2 separate regions of the Homo sapiens genome follow, and region 1 is linked to region 2. A link is a loop called in an ENCODE intact Hi-C map of the cell type or tissue named here. Cell type or tissue: CD4-positive, alpha-beta T cell. All regions are shown on one strand. Links, peaks and the distances in the headings refer to the core of each region. The heading gives the core; the rest is flanking DNA.

Region 1 (5,591 bases), core at 592-5,591, 730 kb before region 2:
TGTCCAGGGTCACACAGCTAATGAGATAAGCAGAGTTAGTACCAGAATTCAGGTCTTCTTCCTTGAAGTGTCCACTGGGCTTTCTCTGCACCAGGTATCACAACTTGCAGGGAAAACCCAGGATGCTTTAATCATTTGAAATGAACCAGGCAATAGATTAGTGATGAGAAATAATGGATATGGCTGATCTATCTGTCTGTCTGTCTAACATATATATGAGATATATGTCAATATATATACTCCACAGAGATGACCGAGTGGGTGCTATTCAGAAAACACATCGGAGTTAGTCCTTTCCCCAGAAAGTTGACCTCCACTCTTGGGCATCCTCTTCTGGATCGAGGAAGGTCCTGTTGGGTAAGGACTCCCAAAGCATCAGCTGAGTACACTGGCATTGTTCCATGTCAGGGTGTGGATGGAAGAATGCCTGTTTAGTCATGTGGGCTCTGCAGCCACAGTTCAAATCCCAGCTCTGCAACTTATGAGCTGTGTGACCCTGGATAAATGAGCTAACCCTTCTGTGCCGCAGTTTCCTTATTTATAACCAACTCATGGTGATAGTTTCTAGCCTCTTGAGGCATTGAGAGGATTGATGCTGTGACCTCATATGTATCATTTGGGTTACAAATATGAATATGGGATGGCAGGGGGGTGGTCCATCTGGCCTCAACCTGTCTTTGTAACAGTCGTGACATTCTGCATATATATACTCCCATATACATGAGAGGATTAAATGAGTTAACCCGTGTAAAGCACACAGTGAGCCCTAATGTGAGTGCCTCTGCCATTAATATTGTCAGTTTGTCTGTGAGTGGGCAAGAGGGCCTGGCACTAGAAATCAGGGGACGTGGCCCTGGTCTGGCTCTGCCTTTGGCTATCCTTCCCCAACTCTCCTGCAGGGGGCAGGATGGGTGGGTTCCATGTTCTTGGGGATTTTTGCAATTCCTTTGCCCCTGCAGCACTCTTCTCTGTGGCTTCTGCAACTGCTTTGGGACGAAGCCTCTTGAGTAGATGAAAGGGAGTGGGAAGTTGAGAGCATCCCCGCTCCCTGCCACCTCCTGCGTCTTCTTAATGAGCTGCCACTATCTCTGTGGGGTGTGGGGTCGTGCTAGCTCCCATCTGGAGGGAGGCTGGCTCTGACCTTGCTCTCCAGGTGCCAGCTCACCTCCAGGGAGGTAGTTTCCCGAATGCTGACCCCAGGCCAGGCCCTGTCCTCCAGGGACTCAAAGTCACTTTACACTTCAGGGCAGCGAGTGCAGTGCAGGCCAAGCACAGGGGACTGGGTGATCCCAGCCAGGAGGGGAGGGGCTCAAGGAGAGGGTCGGGAGGAGGTGACCCGGGAATACTGAAGGTCCAGTAGGAGGTGATTAGAGGGTTAAGGGTGAGCATTCCAGGAAGACAATGGCCTGGGCTGAGGCCACAGAGGAACAAGCTAGCCATGTTCAGTTGTTCAGCGGGCTAGGGTGGAAAATGGCCAGATTCCAACCTCCTAGCCTGGGAGGATCACTTCTGGGAGGGAGAACCTAGGCCCCGGCCAGGATTCCTGTGGTCAGTTTGGGCTGAGGAAGGTGGGATGCTGAGCCCATTGCTTCTCTGGTTTTAAGCCCTTTTCAGTGTATCTTGGAAAAGAAAACACACCTCTTCTTCTGTGCCTCTTCTTCCTGGGGGCAGGGGGTAGGCTTAAAAGTGGCATTAAACACCTTATTCCCAAAGCCCTGGGATGTCAATGATGGGGTTCCCTGATGAGCTCCTGGGTGTTGCTCACCTTCATGCCAGCCTCCCGGCCTTCCTGCATTATGAAGGAAGCTCCAGAAGCCCAGCTTTGGCCAGCTGCAAAGCCAGTGGGGGCCCAGTGCTGGGAGGCCATATGGGGAGCTGGGCAGAGGGGTACCTTGGCCGACCTAGGGACTTCAAGCTGGTCCCTGAGCTAAGCAATTGCGCGGCGGTGCTCAGGGCAGGCCTGCCTTTCTGGGCCTTCAGACTTCCCACCATCTGCTTAGTGAGGCCCTCTGTTTAAATTCTCTACTTGTCTCGGCTTCCACAAAATAATTAGCATCTATTCGTTCCTAGAGCTTGCTTGGCGACATTAGTCATTGTAGGAGCTTTCAGTGCGGCTTGCAGAAATTTCCATTTGATGCAAAGTTGAAAATGGCTTAAGTGGGACTCCACGGGCCCCACTTACTTTACCAGCATCTGGTGCCTTGGTTTGTTTCCTCCTACCTGCTTCTTTGCTGCCTTCTGAGCAGGTGTGGGGCCTGATGATGACAAAGGGAGAGGAGGGCACTCAGACAAGAGAGGATGCTGTCCTCCTGGGACACCGTGGGGAAGGAGACTCACAAGGAAAACCCATCTGGGGTGGGAGAGGGAGGAGGAGGTTTTTAGTGCTGCAGCCACCTAGGCCCTTCCCGCAGGGACAGAGCTTTTGTAAGGGAGCGATTTATGTGTTGAGCTGCAAAGGAGGCCACATAAACCCAATCCCGGTTCAGGCATGAAATCCGCTGCAGAACAATTCTCTGACATATTTGCTTACAAAACTAACATGCACGATTGCAGAACAACCTGCTCTCTGAGGCATGAGTGGCTCAAAGCCCTTTGGCTTTTCTTGAAAGCAGTGCTTTGGCTCTCATGAGAACCCAGCTGCTCTAGCGTTGGTCAGTTTACATATTCCTGAGCCAGAGAAAGGGAGAAGGTGCTGCCTCCTGGCGGTCCTGTGGGGAATGAATGTGGGGCAAGCCAGTTCCTGAAATCATGCTTCACACTCCCTGGGCTGCAAAATGCTTTCCTTCCATCAACCCTCTCAGGTGGATGTTAAGGTCTTATCTGAGCCAATGGGGAGATGGACATTCAGGGAGAGGAAGGGCCATGCTTTGTGATTCTGGCCTTTCTTTGCCTATCTGTAAAATGATCTGGTTGTCTGTAATCCCAGCACTTTGGGAGGCCGAGACGGGCAGATCACCTGAGGTCAGGAGTTCGAGACCAGCCTGGCCAACATGGTGAAACCTTGTCTCTACTAAAAAATACAAAAATTAGCAAGGCTTGGTGGTGGGCACCTGTGGTTCCAGCTACTAGGGAAGCTGAGGCAGGAGGATTGCTTCAATCCAGGAGGCAGAGGTTGCAGTGAGCTGAGATCGTGCTACTGTACTCCAGCCTGGGCAACAGAGTGAGACCCTGTCTCAAAAAAAAAAAAAAAAAAAAAGGACCTGGTTGGACAAAGCAATCTCTGAGGGCTGTCCACATTTAGTCTCTCCCTTGTGGTGTGCATTGGGCCTGAGGGGTTTTACCCCTATGGCGGTCCACAGGGGGACCCTGCCCTGGTCAGTGGCCCATGCAGCAAGACGCATGGTGCTGTGCGACGCTTTGGGTCTGCAGTGTAAGACAGATCTGGGTCCAAGCCCTGGCCTGGCCCTGTTTTAGCTGTCCGGTCTATGGCAAGTTGGCTTCCCTGGCTGGATCTTGGTTTTCTTCTCATCCACAAAGTGGGGTCAGCTCCCTCTTCTGCCTGCCTTATGCCTCACTCCAGTGTGAGTGTCAAAGAAGAGAATCAATATGGAAATGCCTTGTGGATGAAAAGGTGGTGTTTGATTTTCTTTTGCAAAACATGATATATGCAAATTATACCAGAAATCAAATCTCACAAAAAGATGATGAAAGATAAGCTTCCCTTCCTACCTGTCTCCCACTTCTTCTCTCTAGATACAACCTATTATTACTCCTTGTGTGCGCTTCCTTAGAGACTTTCCATATGTCCAATATATATGTGCAAAGAGTGACATCTCAAGTATTTATACATCCATCTATCTATCTCACTTAGATGATTTTTAGGACTTTTAGAAATATCCGTTCAGCAAATATCCACTTTCCTTCTCTTCCTCCCAGGAAAATGCTCCCTGGCCCCATTGGTATTGGACTTGGCCATGACTTACTCTGGCTAATGGGATATGAACCAGTGTGACATGAACAAAGATTTGAAATATAGTTGGTAGAAATCTCCTCTAGTGCTTCTGCCATGACCATGAGAGGAATAAGCCCTAGCTAGCTGGCTGATCCCAGAAGAATGAGAGCTGTGGATTGGAGCCACTCCAGCCTATCTGTGGGAGTGTAGAAGAAAAAGAAAACTGTCCCAACTGACTGCACACCTTTGAGCCTGAAAATAATGCTTATTGTTGTATGTCATTGAGTTTTGGGGATGTTTGTCATGTAGCAATTGCTAACTGATACAATATATATGTTTACTTTTTTTCTAAACTGTATGGGAACATATATACAATATTGTGCACCTTGCTTTCTTCACATAATGTGTATTGGAAATTGCTCTGTATTGGTACATGTACATGTCTCTCAATTTTAATGGCTGTATAATATTCCATCTTATAGTATGTTCCTTATTGATGGATGGGTAGGTTGCTTCTGTCTTTTCCTATTATAGGTTGAATATCCCTTATCTGATGCTTAGGACCAGAAATGTTTTGGAGTTCAGATTTTTTTGGATTTTGGAATGTTTGCATTATGTACTTACTAGTTGAGCATCCCTAATCCAGAAATCTGAAATCTGAAATATTTCAATGAGCATTTACCTTTGAGTGTCATGTTGGTACTCAAAAAGTTTTGAATTTTGAAGCATTAAATGATGATTTTGGATTTGGGATGCTCAACTTGTACAACAATATTGTAATGACTCATAATTATATTGCAGGACAAGTACCTGGAAGGAGAAATTACCAGGTCAAAGAGTATGTTCAAAACTGTTGAACCAATTTACACTCTCACCATCCGTATATGACAACTGTTGTTTCCCCACAATAGGGATATTACTTTGAGGATGCCTCTTTACTGCAGCAGAAGTTCTGATTCTTGTTCTACAGCCCCACAGTCTTCAAACCTCACCATGAGGTTTCAAAAAGCAGTGTTTTCCCAGAGTGGTATGTGATTTTAGGTGGTACCAGAGACGATTTTTAAAAGGTACACAGAAAAGATACTAATGAACAATGAATCACGCAGTGATAAAATGATTCACTTTCCAAATCTCTACTGCTCCTCTGATTCCATCAGGGAGAAAGTCCCAGCTGGATGCTGATGTATTTTAACACTTCTCTAGCAGTTGCTAATTTTCCCTTGAACTCAGAGCCTTCGGTGGGCAGTAGTACTTAGCTTTCACTGGATTCATTAAAAAAAATTAATTTGTTTTTAATGGACAAATAAAAACTAAATATATTTATCATGTACAATGTGATGTTTTGAAATGTATATGTGGTGGAATGACTAAATTGAGTTATTTAACATACGCATTACTTCACATCCTTACCATTTTTTTATGGTAAGAACACTTAAAATCTACTGTCTTAGCATAATTTTCAAGAATACAATACATACTTATGGTCACTATGTTGTACAATAGACCTCTTGAACTCATTCCTCGTATTTAACTAACATGTTGTATCCTTTGACCAATCCTCATTTCCTGGTAATCACTGTATTCATTTTTTACCAGTTAATTTTATTTACTGGCTAATGTTCCTGATTTTTCTTTGTTGGAGAGTGATTGCAAATTTCCTTTGAAAATAAATTTATTTCATTACAAAAAGCTTGTGCTC
Region 2 (5,977 bases), core at 1-5,000:
CCAGAAAAGACTAGTCCCAGGAGACAGGCGCGCAGGGCCTACTTACGATGGTGTCGCACCAGAACTCGGCCACCTCGTGCACCCGCATGGAGGTAAGCAGGATCTCCCAGACCTCGAGCTTGAACATGTTTCCGATGATGATGTGCATGGGCTGGCCCACCTGCCGACTGTCGTCAATGACTGTCCGCTCCTCATCACATTTCATGGTGCGGAAATGAAAGATCACCTAGTCACCGAGACGGTGCACTCTGCTCTAGACACACTGTTCAAGGCCCGGCAGAAGCCACCCCCTTGCCACCGACACCCAGGGCTGTCCCCAGGGTCAGCTCACTCAGTTCACCCCATCAGATGCCTCAGACCCCTGGAGCACCTCCACCCTGCCTGCACCCCCCAGGGAGGAGGGACCCACCCCTCCCTACAGACCCCATTCCACTCCCCACAGCCCTGTGCGTCCAGAAATCCTTCCTCAAGTAAGCCCGAGTTCTTTTTTTTTTTTTTTTTTCTGAGACAGAGTCTCACTCTGTTGCCCAGGTTGGAGTGCAGTGGTATGATCTCGGCTCACTGCAACCTCCACCTCCTGGGCTCAAGTGATTCTCCTGCCTCAGTCTCCTGAGTATCTGAACTGGGATTACAGGCGCCCAGCACATCTGGCTAATTTTTGTATTTTCAGTAGAGATGGGGTTTCACATGTTGGTCAGGCTGGTCTCGAACTCTTGACCTCATGATCTGCCCATCTTGGCCTCCCAAAGTGCTGGGATTACAGGCGGGAGCCGCCTCGCCTGGCCAAAGCCCGAATTCTGTAGCCACAGACGCACCCTTCAGTCCAGGGAAGCCTAACAGACATTTGGGGACAAATACCAAGACTCCTCGGACTCCCTTTCTTCTCACTCAACATTTAGGGCCCCAGAAAATTCCCAAAAGCCCTTCCCCTCAGCCCATGCTAAAGTTGAATCTGCAAAGTACCAAAAATGCCCCCTGAATGGGTAAACGCTGGGAGCTCCCCGGAGGCCCAGCGCTGGGGCTGCCTGGCTGTTTTTTTGGCACAGCTGAAAGCTGTTTACAGTGCCTTGGGGCACACCTGGAATGTTGAAAGCTGCTGTGGGGGACCCTGTCTGCTCCGGAGGGGCCCCACTCACTCGGGATCCGGTGATGAAGTTTGGGAGCTCGCCCGTGCCCCCGTGCAGAATGGTTTTCTTGACCCCTTCCACGTTCAGGAGCAGAGCGGCATCCATGGCTGCAGGAGAAAGGGAGGTGTCCAGCACAGGCGGAGATAATCTCACCTCCGGGGAAGACACTTAGGCGGCTGAGACTCTGGGATTTACCCAGCCAGGAGGAGTGGGGGGAAGGGCAGACGGTGGGGGCGGTGACCTAGGCGCCCCGGCTTCTCATCAGAGCCACTCGGGCCGGGCCTGTGGTCCACAGGCAGCCTCGCCTCCTATCCCATCCACCTTTGCTTCCAGTGATTCTGGGCCCCTGCCCAGGGTTGTGCTAGATTTGGCTTTTTGTTCCACCCCAAGAAGGAAAAAGGTCCGCTGAGCTTTCTTAAAGAAGACAGGGGACCAGGCGCGGTGACTCACGCCTGTAATCCCAGCACTTTGGGAGGCCGAGGCGGGCAGATCACAAGGTCAAGAGATCGAGACCATCCTGGCTAATATGGTGAAACCCCATCTCTACTAAAAATACAAAAATTAGCCGGGGGTGGTGGCGGGCGCCTGTAGTTCCAGCTACTCGGGAGGCTGAAGCAGGAGAATCGCTTGAACCCGGGAGGCGGAGGTTGCAGTGAGCCAAGATAGCGCCACTGCACTCCAGCCTGGCGATGTGGAGAGAGGCCTGGAGGCCACTGAAGGGGAAAAGGAGGGGAGGCATGGGCTGGGCCCAGACTCTAAGTCCCCGAGGACCCCAGGCCAGCCGGGGTGACAGCTGCCCTTTGCCATCCAGCCACCTTTCTGCTTTCCCTGTTCCCCCTCCCCTCCCCAGAATCTGCCTTCAGGAGGCCCTGCGATGGTGGCCCAAGGCAAGAGGGGACAGGTTTCTGGCTTGGGAGAGAAGGAAGACGGAGAACGAAAGGCGGGGTGGGTTTGGGTAAAGTTGAGGCGCCCTCCGCAGCCCCGCTCCTGCCTCCCCTGCAAGGTCTGGCTGGGGGAAGGGTGGGTATCCCCTCCCCTCCCCTCCCCTCCCCTCCCCTTTGGAGGCCCTTAGCCCTGTGCCCTGGGAACCAGGCAGAGTTTATTGAGGGCATCAGGGACGCCCAGAAGGGCTGGGAAACATAAATGCGAAGACCTGGTGTTTGGCACCACCGTGTGGCCAGTTCAAGCTCCTACACCTCCGCACCCTGAGGGCACTGGACTCAGCTCCACGAAACCATTCTCTTCCTGACACCAGGCTCACCGGTTGCAGAGGGAAGGGGTGCAGGACTCTGCTACAGGGAGAGATAAAAACACGGGACTAAGGAGGCTGAAGTAGGTGGATCACCTGAGGTCAGGAGTTTTGTATTTTTAGTAGTCTGTACTAAAAATACAAAAATTACCCAGGCATGGTGGTGCGCACCTGTAATCCCAGCTACTCAGGAGGCTGAGGCAGGAGCCTCGCTTGAACCCGGGAGGCGGAGGTTGCAGTGAGCTGAGATCGTGCCACTGCACTCCAGCCTGAGCAACACAGCGAGACTCTGTCTCAAAAAAACAAAACAAAACAAAAAATGCTAGACTAGGCTGGGTGCAGTGGCTCATGGCTGTAATCCTAGGACTTTGGGAGCCAAGGCAGGTGGATCACCTCAGATCAGGAGTTAGAGACCAGCCTGGCCAACATGATGAATCCCCATCTCTACTAAAATTACAAAACTTAGTCGGATGTGGTGGTGGGCACCTGTAATCCCAGCTACTCAGGAGGTTGAGGCAGGAGAATCGCTTGAATCCAGGAGATGAAGGTTGCTGTGCACCAAGATCATGCTGCTGCACTCCAGCCTGGGGCACAGAGTGAGACTGTGTCAGAAGAAGAAGAAGAAGGAGAAGGAAGAGGAGGAGGAGGAGGAGGAGGGAAGAGGGAAGAGGGAAGAGGGAAGAAGAAGGAAGAAGAAGAAGAAGACTGGACTGAGCCAGATACAGCTAAGTTCAAAGGGCTGATCCTTTCCTATTTACTGACCTTGTTGCCTTGGATGTCTCTCGTTTTCTCTAACTGCATTTTCCCAACTGAAATGAGAAAATTGACCTCTCCTGCTCCTTCTCAGGGGAAGTTGGGAGGGCTGCAGCAGTGAATGGCACCCTGAAATCCGGCACTCATGAAAGTCTTGCTTCCCGTGAGGAGTCATTGGCATAGAGGAGACCAAACCTGGGCCAACTGGTCAGGCCCAGGGAATCCTGGCCAGATCCCCAAGGGTCCAGTCTCCATCCCTGGAAGGCAGAAGGCTGCTGAAAACCTTCCCCTTCTCTCTTCCATCCTTTCTCCAGCCACACGGCAACCTAGAGAGGTCTGCATGCATAGGTAAAATGGATACTTAGTAAAACTAATACAGGAATTATTAAGAAATAATTTTTAGGCAGATAGTAAGGGTAAAGGTTCTTGGTGGAAATTTTCCTGCAATAAAAAACAAGCCCCCAAACCATCTCTTTTCTAACAGAAAAGGCTGCTTAAAGGGCCAGGCTGGCAAACCTTGACATGCAAATGCTGGCCATTAGAAACTGGGTTCACTCATATGGAGATTCCTGCTGTCTTTTCCCTGTCACCAGGTGTACCGAGTGTCGTGGCCACCTCCAGATAACACCTTGTGTTCAGAACATCATAGCGACCCACATTTGCATATTAAAGGACTAAGGTGGGAAGGCCAGGTGTTTTGCGGGGTTTGTAAATGACACACCTGGTCAAACCAATCCCCTGGGCCCTATGGAAATCAGACACCACCTCCTCAGCCTCCTCATATAAGCAGCTACTTCCCACCACCCTCACCCTAAACAGGGGGTTTTCTCTTTGTTCAAATCCCCCCCCTCTGTCTCTGTATGGGGGGGCTATTCTCTTCTTCCTTCCTTCTTTCTTGCCTATTAAACTTTTCACTCCTTAAAACTACTCCACGTATGTTCGTGTTGTTAATCCTATTGGAGCAAGACCAAGAACCCTGGAGTTCCTCCAGTCATCAGAGCCGTATCAAAACTACAAAGGAAAATAAAAGTATTTATCATAAAAGTCTAAGGAGACAGGAAGAACACACTTGTCACTTGCGGGTGGCAAGTGTCTGCTTCTGGGATGCTGGCAGTGCTCACCCTTGACCTAGGTGATGGTTACATGGGTGTTGGCTTTATAAGTACAGTAAGTCCTCACTTAATGTCCTTTTAGGTTCTTGGAAACTGCAGTCTGAAATGAAAGGACATACATCAGGTCCTCAAATAACATCGTTTCAATCAATGTCATCATTTCATTATAATGTTGATGAGAAAAAAAGGTGGTTTCCTTATATGTCATTTCATTTAAAGTCAGTCTTCTTTTTTTTTTTTTTTTTCTGAGATGGAACTTTGCTCTTGTCACCCAGGCTGGAGTGCAATGGCGCGATCTTGACTCACTGCAACCTCCACCTCCTGGGTTCAAGTGATTCTCCTGCCTCAGCCTCCCAAGTAGCTGGGATTACAGGTGCCTGCCACTTCACCCAGCTATTTTTTTTTTTTTTTTTTTTTTTTTTTTTAGTGGATACGGAGTTTCATCACATTGGCCACTGGCCAGGCTGGTCTCAAACTCCTGACCTCAGGTGATCCACCCACCTTGGCCTCCCAAAGTGCTGGGATTACAGGCGTGAGCCACCACGCCCGGCCTAAAGTCAGTTTTCAAACACCTATTGACAGCATTAAGTAAGGACTCACTGTATTCATGACACTAGATTTTATGTCTTAGGCAGTTTTCTATCGGTGATATAATTCACAGTGAAAAGGATCCAATCATGTCTCTTCTCACACTTCTTAAAACTCTCCCACTGTTTCTGTTGTTTCCCTTTGTAGAGGGTCGAAGGGCACACACACATTGCAGAGATGTTTAAACAGTAGAACTGATAGATGTAGCCTGTAGCTGATTGGGGGATGTGGGGGCGAGAAGAAAAGGGGATGTTGAAGCCGATGCCAGGGGGGTTGGTTTCCCTGCTGAGAAGAATGAGGATTCACTCCTGGTCTGTGCCTGGAGTTGTGCCACAGGCTACAGACTGATGCCCCAGAAACCCTTTGCCCCCTGTCTTAGTTCATTTTCTGTGATTATAACTGAACACCACAGAATGCATAATTTATTTTTTTAAAAAAGACATTTATTTAGCTCATAGTTCTGGATGCTGGGAAATCCAAGAGCATGGTGCTGGCATCTGGTGAGGGCCTTCTTGCTGCATCATAACGTGGTGGAAGGCATCACATGGTGAGAGGACAAGAGCACGCACATCAGCTCAGGTCTCCATTCCTCTTCTTGTAAAGCCTCCAATCCTATCACAGGGTCCTACCCTGATAATATTATCTAATCCTAATGACCCTCCAAAGGTCCCACCCATAAATATCATCAACATACGAATTTGAGGATTCGGTTTCCAACAGATGAAATTTGGGGGACACATTAAAACCATAGCTGCTCCCAAACCAGTCTCCTCATGGACTTTATTAAAATGCCAATCTAATAACCTACTGCCCTCTTCAAATTCAGCAAAGAGTTGCCACCACCTTCAGGACAAATTTTAAGCTCCTTCTCTGGCCTACAGACCCTGTCTCTTGCCACCCCATCCCCTACCCTCAGCCCCTCATCTCAGCCCCACCCTTTTTGTCTAGGCTTTCCCCAGTCCTAACGCTTGGCAATGCTCCAGACTCCCAACCACTGGCCCACTAGCTCCTCACTTCAAACACCACACATTCAGGGAAGACTACCCTGACCTCCAGCTCCTGTCAATCTCCCCATGCCCCTTATACCCTGTCACTTCTCCCTAGCACTGCACATTCATGCTATTTTGCCCCATTGTAATTGTTTACAA

Evidence for each region. A loop is a pair of places that touch in the nucleus more often than their neighbours do. Peaks named below come from ENCODE experiments on the same cell type or tissue, not always from the same donor. Only the 100,000 strongest peaks of a DNase experiment are listed, where the experiment ranks them.
Region 1: a loop joins it to region 2, with 2.2 times the contacts of the local background. A loop is called at or near these places in 24 of 110 quality-filtered maps.

Annotation. Positions count from the first base shown.
Region 1 is chr17:5,704,337-5,709,927 of GRCh38, forward strand. No RefSeq gene overlaps it. Among named protein-coding and RNA genes, the nearest start is that of NLRP1, 120 kb to the left of the region's middle. In CD4-positive, alpha-beta T cell, for the core only: a CTCF peak has its summit at 2,712 (motif pointing left); a DNase peak (open chromatin) is centred at 2,695.
Region 2 is chr17:6,433,873-6,439,849 of GRCh38, forward strand. It overlaps AIPL1 (AIP like 1 HSP90 co-chaperone), which reads right to left and starts at 1,249. Exons shown (of 6, transcript NM_014336.5): 1 at 1,137-1,249; 2 at 47-226. The coding sequence starts at 1,232. LOC107985017 (a long non-coding RNA gene) reads right to left here. Exons shown (of 3, transcript XR_001752776.2): 3 at 3,426-3,465. In CD4-positive, alpha-beta T cell, for the core only: a CTCF peak has its summit at 2,305 (motif pointing left); a DNase peak (open chromatin) is centred at 2,299; H3K27me3 peaks cover 50 bases.